Linked DNA regions of Homo sapiens: region 1 is linked to region 2. A link is a loop called in an ENCODE intact Hi-C map of the cell type or tissue named here. Cell type or tissue: PC-9. All regions are shown on one strand. Each heading gives the region's core, and the rest is flanking DNA. Links, peaks and the distances in the headings are about the cores only.

What was found. Peaks named below come from ENCODE experiments on the same cell type or tissue, not always from the same donor. Only the 100,000 strongest peaks of a DNase experiment are listed, where the experiment ranks them.
Region 1: it touches region 2 in a loop (10-fold over the local background); 8 of 110 quality-filtered maps call a loop at or near these places.

Annotation. Positions count from the first base shown.
Region 1 is chr2:236,658,167-236,663,538 of GRCh38, reverse strand. No RefSeq gene overlaps it. Among named protein-coding and RNA genes, the nearest start is that of ACKR3, 91 kb to the right of the region's middle. RefSeq lists an enhancer at 1,701-2,377. In PC-9, for the core only: no CTCF peak of the experiment used is centred there; a DNase peak (open chromatin) is centred at 2,328; H3K27ac peaks cover 2,032 bases; H3K27me3 peaks cover 265 bases.
Region 2 is chr2:236,746,163-236,751,534 of GRCh38, reverse strand. No RefSeq gene overlaps it. Among named protein-coding and RNA genes, the nearest start is that of ACKR3, 180 kb to the right of the region's middle. In PC-9, for the core only: no CTCF peak of the experiment used is centred there; DNase peaks (open chromatin) are centred at 2,004, 2,544 and 2,974; H3K4me3 peaks cover 647 bases; H3K27ac peaks cover 4,501 bases.

The DNA.
Region 1 (5,372 bases), core at 85-5,084, 88 kb after region 2:
GGCCAAGATAGCCTGTCCCACTGACAGGACCGTAAAGCCAATCCAACTGGGAGGAGAGCCAGGGAGGCTGCGTTCGTGGACTTGAAGAGTCTAACAGGCCTGCTCCTGGAATTTCATCCCTCACTCTCCCCACTTCTCCCTCCAGCCCAGCGTGAACTTCACTCGTGCCAAAAAATCAACTGCATAAGAACAGGATTAAGCAGGAGGCTGGAGACGGAATTAAATAAAGTGCATGAATGAAACCTCAAGATTTTCTTAACTGTGAACTCACCAAGAGCCAACACAGCGGAGCTTATGAAATTTCACTAGGTGAGACTGTATGAGTGCTTCCGCACCAAGCCAAATTCAACCTCCCCATAGCTTCCCCCCAACATTTCTAAACCTGCCCTCTGGAATCATACCGATCAAACCTAATGTCTGAATGAATATGTTTATGCCCAGTGAAGCATAGAAGATGACTGCTGGGCATCCAAGTCTTCCCTTTCCCCAAATGAATTTTCGTGGGTCTCCTGTCCCTTGCCGCCCTGACAGTTCGCCACCCACTCATCACGTTGTGGGTCGACCCCAGTTTAGGGCTGCTGCTCCCATGAGTAGTTTCTTGAGCTGCTCTTTCCCTGGAGCTGTCCACTCTGATGCTGGAAGGGCTTCAATTTTGGGGTAGATCAGAGTTTCTCAAACTTAGCTCTATGGATCTTTTCACCCAGAGAATTATTTGTTCTGCGAGGTGGTCCTGTGCACTGTAGGATGTTTAGCAGCCACCCTGGCCTCTACCCACCAGATACCAGTAGCAACCCCCTCCCCGCAGTGACAAAAATGTTTCCAGACATTGCCAAGTGTCCCTTGGGGAACAGAGTCCCTCCTGACTGAGAACCACTGGGGTAGAATGTTTGATTAGGGTCCCCTTCAACTGAAAGGTTCTAACCATTCATGATTCCATGAACTGCCCACATTTTCTCAAATCATCAGCTCAGTTCAGATTGTGAAACCACTAAGAACACAAAACTACTTTTAAAAAAGGAGCTGGTGTTTTGAAAGTTCCCCATGAGTAATAAAAAGATGATGATGGTCAAGACAAAATTGCAAAAATGCCCAGTCCCCTTAAAATGAAAGCAGCAGGAAGAGCGGCAGCCCGGGGTGGAGGGAAGGGTTGGTGAAACTGAATTCCTGGAGGATTTCCCTCTTTGGCCAAGTGGGTTCATAGCAGAAGCTTAGCAAATGAACTTCACAAAATGTTCTTTCCACCCGAAAATGGTGGTCTCCTGTAATTTTAGCTGGTGAGAAGAGGGAGGAAATAAAGGAGCCAATGTTTAAATGAAATGAAATAGAATCGCTTAGAACCCTTCAGATCAATGGCTGGCTGGCTGAAGCAAAATCTTTTTTAAAAAAAATTGAGAGCCAGCCTTCTGACTCCTCATTGCTGGCTGAAATATGGCCAGAACTGTGAATTGGTTTAAAAGTTTAGGAGAAAGTCTGACCTGAGATTTCAAAGCATCCCATTTTAAATTGAAACTAATTCTTAAATCCACAGGAAGAAAGACCATGCCATCCACGTCCAATGCATTGTGAAATTTCATTCCCGGAGCCCAACATTGGATGTCAACTCAAGGAGATAATTCCTTCCCTTACTGGCTGCCTCTGAGGAAAACATCTGTTTGGCTTGATTTTCTTTTATATGTTCAGACCAGTGGCTAGGACTAACAGGATTGCTTCTAAACAAGCTCTTGCCCTGTTCTCTTTCCTCAAGCTTTTCTACCTGGACCTTCACTGTGAGGCCCACATGGGTGTGCGTGGGGACTGGGTGTGAACCAGCTTCCCCACTCACACCTCCTGAGGACTTTCTGTTGTCCCAGGAGCTCTTGTCTCTGTCTCAGTTCCAAATGCTGAGTAATTCTGAGCACACAAAAAGGACCCAGAGCAGAGAAACGTCCCTGGTCCCAGAACTCAACAAAACCAGAGTGTGAGTGAGAGAATCCCAGAGGCAAAGGCTAATGAGAAAGCAACCAAGCCCCCTGCAGTCCCTGGCCTACATTCCAAAGCCTTATTGTTTTCCAAAGCATTTCCTCCGAAGTGACCCATTTTACCCTCTGAGTCCCTAGTGATGGAGAAGGGCTGAGTAACTGCCTCCTCACTGTATTCCATTCTAGCCTAGGCAGCCATGTGCTGGACACTTAACCTCATGGGTGAGTGGGGTGGAAGAGCCCTGACTTATAGCACTTGCCGATTTTCATGGTGTCAGTACTCCCACTGTGGCCAATGTCAAACTACCAGTGTGAAGTCAACTAGCTCCCCCAATACCTGCAGATTTAACCACAGTTCTTGCAAGCAAGTGTGAGTCATCTCCAGCATTCCAGAGTCTAGGGCACCCTCCCCTGTGTAGCACCCACCCCCCTCTCAGAGCTCTGACATACCTTATTTACTCTTGTCTCATAAATGCCAAAGGGTTAAAAACATTTTTGGCTGGAGAACCAGACACTTTGGCTCTGTAAAAGGCAAAAGGGGAGTTTGAGTATATTTTAGTTTGCTTTTTTTTTCTTTAAATAAGAGAAAAGGTGACTGCAAAATAGTGCAGCAAACTCTAATGCACTCAACTGAGAGTTCTAAAAAATACACACTGTACCCTACATCAAACACTGCTAGATTCTGATCTCCCAGAAGAGGGAAAGGTGGTTTATTTTTCTTCAATTCTTCTCAACCAGAGAATGGCCTGCCTCATAAAATGAAGTTAATCTTTATTATACATCAGAATTGCTTTTACCCATTAATTTTTTATTGCAGCTGAATATTGATAATGTCTCCCAAAATAACTGATTCTACTTTACCTACTGTCATGAAATTATTTTATAATTTTAGATGTATCTTTAGTGACAGTAAGAACAAAAATAAGGTAGCTTTGTAGCTTGACTTGAAACATTAGGGTCACTGCTTCCTCAACATTTAAAAAATTACCACTTTTGATGAAATTACGGTCATAGGATTACAATGTGTGCTCTACTAGAATTCTCCAGAGCAAAAAGAAAAATTGAGCAAATGGGAAATTCAGGACTAACCATCAGGAAGAGAAATGGCTTAATATACATAAAAGAAACTCAATAATAACCTAGTCAGGCTAGGAAATGATCTTTAACATAACACATCAAATAACATAAACATCCAAATCAACCTGAAGCCCGTTCCTTCTCACTCGTGTTTCACCCTCATGCTTATGCCAGATCAAAAACAGCTGGAAAGAGTGGAGAAAAAAGGAAAAAAATGCCCATTCACCCCCCAAGAATTTCAAGGAGACAATGGGCATGGCTTTATCCTGATGGCTGATCAAACTGGGTCAATTTTTAATCCCTTCACTTAACCTAGGGCTCGGGGGTGGGGGGCAGAGAGGGGTGGGCAATGGGAGATAAGAATGACTTCAGAGCTGACTGCTGGACTCCCTCTCAAGCAAACTCACCAAGCGCTCTTAACTTGGAAGCAGCTCAGGTCATTCTGTAATTTGCTAGGCAGGTCTGCTATCATGCGTCATTTAATATAAAAGGCAACTCAAGAGCCAACACAGCAAGGTGGTGCCAAGACTCAGTCACCATTAATGTGCATATTAAAGGCCAGCAGACTGCATAGTTCAGTTACAGCACACAGTCATCAGTCATGTCTGCTGTAACCCAGAGACTCCCTGAGACAGCCCATAAAGCCATCTAACTCCGACGGTTTACAGAGGTTAACCTAAGAACAGTGATTACAGCCACAGAGTTGACACACGTAATTAGGTTAGAAAAGCTCTGTAAGTGAAACTGAAGACAGACTCTTATGGAAACAGATGTTTATCCCACTAATGCTGCTGGGTGTGTGCCGTGCAGTGTGTCTGTGCAAAGCTGGGGTGTGAGCATCCTTTAACTCTCTTGCCTGATTCCAACTCAGAGACCTCTGTGTCCTGGAACACGATTGCACTAGCCCGGGACCAGCCAACTGTGGCCCGAGAGGTCATGCCTACCTGGTGCCAGACTCCTCACCTTTCTTGCAACCTTAGACTTACACCAGGCAGGGAACAGATGGGAATCTCCTACAGAAAGACACCAGCACAGCCAGCATTGCCAAAGAAAATGTGGATAGTCAGAGCAGCATGGCATTCACTCCTTAACGCCCTCCAAAATGCCACTTTCTACTGCACAGGTGGAGAAGGAGCCAGTCACAGAGGAGGCTCCAAAAGCGGGGAAATGGGATAAGCTAGAGGAGGCAGCATGCAAGAGGCTGTCAGTGGGCCCTCCTCCCTTCTCATGTAGAGAAGGAAAAGAAATGGCAACATGGAAGAAAGTGGTGAATGAGAACAGGGGGAGATGCCAACACCTGACTCCGCCTCCACCACCTCCAAGCGGCTTTCGTTCTGGGTCACAAGTGGGAGAAAGAAATCCTGCCCCGCAAAAAGGGATCCTCACTGCTTCCCGGAGCAACCTAGCATGGAGCACTAGTTCTGCACACGCCCCTGGTTTCCTTAAGAAATGTAAGCTCCGGGAGGCTAGGGGAGGGATAGGATTAGGAGAAATACCTAACGTAAACGACGGATTGATGGGTTCAACAAACCCATATACATGTGCATTAGTGGGATATACCATGGCACATGTATACCTATGTAACAAACCTACACATTCTGCACATGTATCCCAGAACTTAAAGTATAATTTAAAAAAAAGTGGGAAACCAACAATCTAAGAATGAGGAGAAAACAAGGAGAATGACCCCCTTTTCTGTACTCTGTAGGTTTTATGGCACCTCTACTTGCCAGAGTAAAATGGAAGTAATATGGTCTTTGTGCACATTTACACTGAAAAAAGAGCCCTAAGGTTGATCTGTAAACTATAGAGTTCCTAGGTCCCCTTTTACTGTTTTATTTTCTGCCTGCTTTAAATCTGCTGTTACCTTTCTACTGAGATAAAAACCACTGTTTGTCTCTAATAGGTTTTTGTTTGTTTGTTTTGTAAGCTGGCAAATTTGTATTTATCTCACGGCTAAAGTACTGAAGTAAAAACTATAGAATCTTAAAAAGAAAGAAAGAAAGAGAGACAGAGAGAAAGAAGGAAGGAAGGAAAGAAGGAAGGAAGGAACGAAGGAAGGAAGGGAGGGAGGGAGAGAAGGAGAGAAGGAGGGAGAGAAGGAGGGAGGGAGGGAAGAAATGCAAGCTTCCCTCCAACTGGGTCCATTTTATTCCTCTCCCTTAGAGTTCAGAGATAATCCAAGTCTAGTATATTGGTATAAGAAGTACATTCAGGATATTTCCCCCCTTCATCTCCCCAGACTTCCTCTTCATCCTGCATCCTATTCCCTCCTTACTAACCGGCCAACCTCAACCAGCCTTTCTGGACTCGATCTCCACTGTCACACCACCACTA
Region 2 (5,372 bases), core at 98-5,097:
AATATGAGAGGCTTGAGGCTCTGTGCTGGCTTTCTCCTCTGCCTTTGTAAGCTCTCCTCCAGACTTGTCCAAGGCTAGATTGCTGGAGGCTGGTATTACATCCTCCTGCTAACAACTGTCACATTTGTGTCTCTGGCCAGGCATTCCCCCTGAGCACCCAGGTTTCTCCTGGTGCTCAGGACAGAGAACTTCTCTGACTTCTCTGATACCTCTTCCAGCATAGCCGCCAACATGCTTGACATCTCCCGTGGGTGGAGCTACAGTCAGAATGTTTGTTTCCCCCCAAAATTCATACATTAAAACCTAACCCTCAAAGTGATGGTATTAGGAGTGGGGTCTTTGGGAGGTGAGTAGATCGTGAGAGCAGAGCCTCATGAATGAGATTAGTGTCCTTATCAAAGAGGCCCAAGAGAATTCCCTCACCCCTTCTACCATTTGAAGACACAGCAAGAAGGTGCCATCTATAAACCGGAAAGCAGGCAGGCCCTCGCCAGACACCAATCCTGCCACCACCTTAATCTTGGATTTTCCAGCCTCCAGAACCATATGAAATAAATTTCTGTTGTTTATAAGCCACTGAGTGTTAGGTATTCTTTACAGTAGTATGCATGGGCTAAGACGGAGGACTGAAAGGCACATCAGACAGAACTCTGAGTAAGTCTTGCCTCATCCCTTTCCCAGTCCTTCTTCCTTTCTCCTGATCCCTTTCAGAGCATCTGACTCCTCCATTGCCAAGTCTACAAGCTGGTCAGCCGGTTCATTACCAAGTCCTGTCCACTGGACCTCTCAATACACCTGCCCTCTGAAGCCTCACCTTCATGACTCACCTGGATCCAGCTTCTGCCTGCTGTCTTTTCCTCCAACTCCAGACCACGCCAATCTCTACACAGTGTCCCAACTGACCCTTGAAAAAGCCAATCTAATATGGGATAAGTCTAGACCAAAGGCCTGGGTTTCCCGTTGCTTTTAGGATGAGGAGTCATGTCCTTGCCTGGTCTTCAGCCCCTGTGTGCCTTAGCTCCACCTACATCTCTCTGTGCTCACTGTGAGGACTCAGGGTCTCCCTCCACCTGATTTGAGGACTCAGGGTCTCTCTCCACCCAGCGTGGGGACTCAGGGTCTCTCTCCACCCAGTGTGGGGACTCTGCTTCTCTCTGCCCAGTGTGGGGACTCAGGGTCTCTCTCCACCCAGTGTGGGGACTCTGCTTCTCTCTGCCCAGTGTGGGGACTCAGGGCCTCTCTCCACCCATTGTGGGGACTCAGGGTCTCTCTCCACCCAGTGTGAGGACTCTGGGTCTCTCTCCACCCAGTGTAGGGGCTCAGGGCCTCTCTCCACCCAGCATGGGGACTCAGGGCCTCTCTCCGCCCAGTGTGGGGACTCAGGGTCTCTCTCTGCCCAATGTGGGGACTCAGCCTCTCTTTGCTCAGCGTGGGGACTCAGGGTCTCTCTCCGCCCAGTGTGGGGACTCAGGGCCTCTCTCCGCCCAGTGTGGGAACTCAGGGTCTCTCTCCACCCAGTGTGAGGACTCAGGGTCTCTCTCTGCCCAGTGGGGGGACTCGGCCTCTCTCTGCTCAGTGTGGAGACTCAGGGTCTCTCTCCGCCCAGTGCGGGGACTCAGGGTCTCTCTCCACCCATTGTGAGGACTCGGCCTCTCTCTGCTCAGTGTGGGGACTCAGGGTCTCTCTCCACCCAGTATGAGGTCTCAGGGTCTCTCTCTGCTCAGTGTGGAGACTCAGGGTCTCTCTCCGCCCAGTGTGAGGTCTCAGGGTCCTTGCATGAGCTCTTTCCTCTCCTGGGAATTCCTTTTGCTTCCGGGCTGACACCAGTGATCCTGGAGGTCTCCATGTGAATGTCCCTTCCTCAGGAATCCTTTCCTGGCCATTATTCCTCAGCAAGCACACTTTCCTCTCCTCAAAACTCTTCCCACAATTGTAACCAAACACCGACTTGTGTGAAGCAGGTGATTTGTCTTCCTGCTGCACTGTGAGTGCCACGGGGGCCTGGAGCACGTCTCCCTGTGTGTCACCAAACCACCAGTGCCTGACTCAGAAAAAGCAGCTCAGAAATATCAGGGGAATTGAATAATTCATCCAAATATCAAATTTCAAAAGCATGGTGCAGAAAAATATCAGTGGCTTTCATCAACCACACACTAAAACATTAGATGGGTCTAGATGCAGGCATAGTTACAAATGTGGCGTCCCCACGGAGGCATGGCCCCGTCACCCTGGGCACCAGCCAGGCCACACCCTGAGTATTCTAGTTGTACCATTCTTCTTTAAAAAGATACTGGTTGAAATACATGTGGACTGGGACATGCTCTCCCTTCTGGAGGGTAAGGTAGCCCACATCTTACTTAATGCAAAGCGCTGCTATTTCCACTAAAGTTTTCAGGAGCCTAGTTCTAGTTACCTTCATACAATGCCTGGCCCACTGTAGGTGTTCCCTGAAAGTCCAGGCAGCAGGCCAGCTGCAGCGTGAGCAGCTGCAGGGAGGGAGCCTCAGGGCTGTCCCTGAAGGAGCCAGCCCAGCCTGGCCACCTCCAAAGCCCGCATGCTTCAGGGGAACATGAGGCGCTCAGCCCTCCTCTGGCTCAATTCAGGCAAAACAGGAGAAAACGCATATAACGTTAGCCTGGGGGACCTGTCAAAATGCTTTCCAGCCTTAAGCTTCTGCGATTTTAAAATTGTCTTGGGCTAAATGGTCAGGACTCAAAGGAGGGATTGGGAGGGTTGGGGGATGCTTACAGTCGGGACCCAGCCCGTCCTGGAATTGGACATAAAACAGCCAATTGAAGGAAAAGAATTGGGAGGCCCTGCTGGGATTCAGTCATAAGAGGAAATGAAACCAAGGGAAATTATTTAATACCGGTATTTCCTAATCATAACTTTTTGCTTCTTTGAACCGCCCTATGGGCCAATCTCATTGCAATCTTGCATTGAAGGAGGAAGAGGGTGGAGGAGAGGCGGTTGCTGCGGCATTTGGCTCTGCCTCAGGGTGACACTTCCGAAGGAGGTCCCCACCAAGCCCTGTGTCCAGAGCTGGGAGCGTTCTGAAAGGTAAACCCAAGGTCAGAGAATGACTCCCCAGTGCAGAAGAGAAGACGGATGACTCCTGCAGTACCTGAGACACCACCTCCTGAGCCAGCCACTTCCTGCTGGGGGCCTGAAAAAGACAGAACCAAGACATGAGGGATCTGGTGGTGTTTCCTGGATGTCTGGGGCTTGGGGATTCTGTGTGCATGGTAGAGAGGGGGTCCCAACTCCCAAACTCCAGCAGCAGTGAGCAGAGCTGCACAGGTTGTCCGAGCAGAAACAGGAGAAAGGAGGTCTGTCCCCATGTGGGGGCCTGCACGTCTCACACCTTCAGTGTGTGGGCTGAGGATGAGGCCTCAGGCTGCAATGAGCATGCTGTCCCCAGACACTAATGTCGGCTTTCCCTTTGCCCAGACCTGGACAGTCACTCAGGTGTGGGGTCAGCGCTGAAGCACCGGCTGTTTCCTAGAAACACAAGCACACCCTCAGGCCTCCCTCCCTCTACAGGAGAATGTAACCAAATATTCCATTTCTCCAGTGGATCTGTGTGCCAAGGGAAACTTAACTGCCACTTGGAGCATAACTGAAGGGGTGACAAATTATTTAGGGGATATTTGGGTTGCAAGGAATATCCTTTTAAAAACAACAAAGTGCCATCTTTTGCTTTTATCATGATGGCACATGGTGGGGGGGAACTACATTTTTATTTGCTTGTTGTTGGGTACAGAGTTGCTTTCACGTTTCTCCTTCTCACACAGGTCCAAGTGCCCAGCCTCCCTCTGTCACCTCCCCATCCCCCTGTCAGAGCACTCAGGCCTGTCCCCAGGGAGTTCTACGGGCTCCCTGCAGGCCCTCTGAGGGGCCTCCCATCCCACGGGACCTGCCTCCATCAGCCTCATACAACTTGCTTTGCCTCTGGCCACTCTGATCCGCGCCCCCACGTTTGCAGCGCTTAATTATGTGTGGACTCCTGTGCTTGCTAGTTCAAAAAAGACCCTGAAAATAATCCAGTTTAACCTCTTCATTTTAGAGATAAAGACACTAAATTAAGTAGGTAAGGAATTTAAGTTCCACTCAGGGTCAACCCAGACATTTAATGGAAGAATAAAAATCAACCCCCTCATCTTCCCATCACTCTCTGCCACACCACGATGGCATCTGACTGTTTCATGTTTATGTCAGATGCACCATTGATTTGATAAGGGGCTTTGACAATACTTTTTAAAATAGAAATAATAAGGAAACACTTCCACATAAATGGAATTGCATCCTGGATTTCAGAGAAATGCTTAGGTGAGGGGAAGAGGGGTCTTGCGATCCAGGAAATGTCCTTCTACAGCCCTGTCCACTACCCAAAGCCTCGCCTGCCCCACAGCCCCGGTGCTGAGATGGGGTTCTGAGATGGGGGGACCGTGTGTGGTGGTCCTGCCAGGTAGATGGAGCGATTCGCTAGTGTGGCTCTCGGGTCATGACCCTCCCTGTTGTGGGTCCCAGGGGGTGGGTTATTGGAATTGCAAGCTCCCCGATGTCTGGCTTTGCCGGCACCCACCTGCAGCCTTGCCATGGCACTGTCCCCTCAAGCTTCTGCTTAGAGGCTGTCACCCGGAAGAATTGCTGAGGCCAGCCCTGCCTCTCACCTAGGGTATTGACGGTCATTGTGAAGAGCATAATGCTTTCCACTAATCCATCGAGATGAGGCAACATAACAGCACTATTCCTATCCATAGAAATAAATAGAAAGGAGCTGATATCCTCATCTCTTGATGTGATGGGGCTACATGCTTTGATCATCGAAGTGCTTCTGTATACTTGATCTCAAGAGGGGAGAGCAGTGCAGAGGGAAATAGTCAACTTTTTTGTTTTTGTAAGTAGCACAGTAGACTTTTTTAATGATTAAATGATTTTTTTCCAGATTTGATAAAACTGAAAGGAACTTTTGTTTTCTGTTTCTGTTGGGCTGATTTAAAGAAGAGATGAAATTAAAAAGATAAATAACAACAACAAACAACAAACAAAACAGTAACTGGGAAAGCTTCTAGAAAGCCAAGGGTATCTTTTCATCTTCCATCCTAGCTGAATCTCCTACTCTGTCTTCTGCACTGATTTTCTCTTTCTTTTATACCTTAGACAGGGTTCTGCCTAGTCCTATTTTTATATCTTTACAAGACACAAGATTACAGCCTACTCCCCATTTTAGGACTCGAATGACACTTTCACTATTTGACATTTGTTTTGGTCTGTCGAGCTAAGAATAATTTGTGGGAGCCCAACAGCTGATTTTAATAAAAGAACCATGGAAATAATATTCGAAACAAACACAAAGCATCAGCCATCTC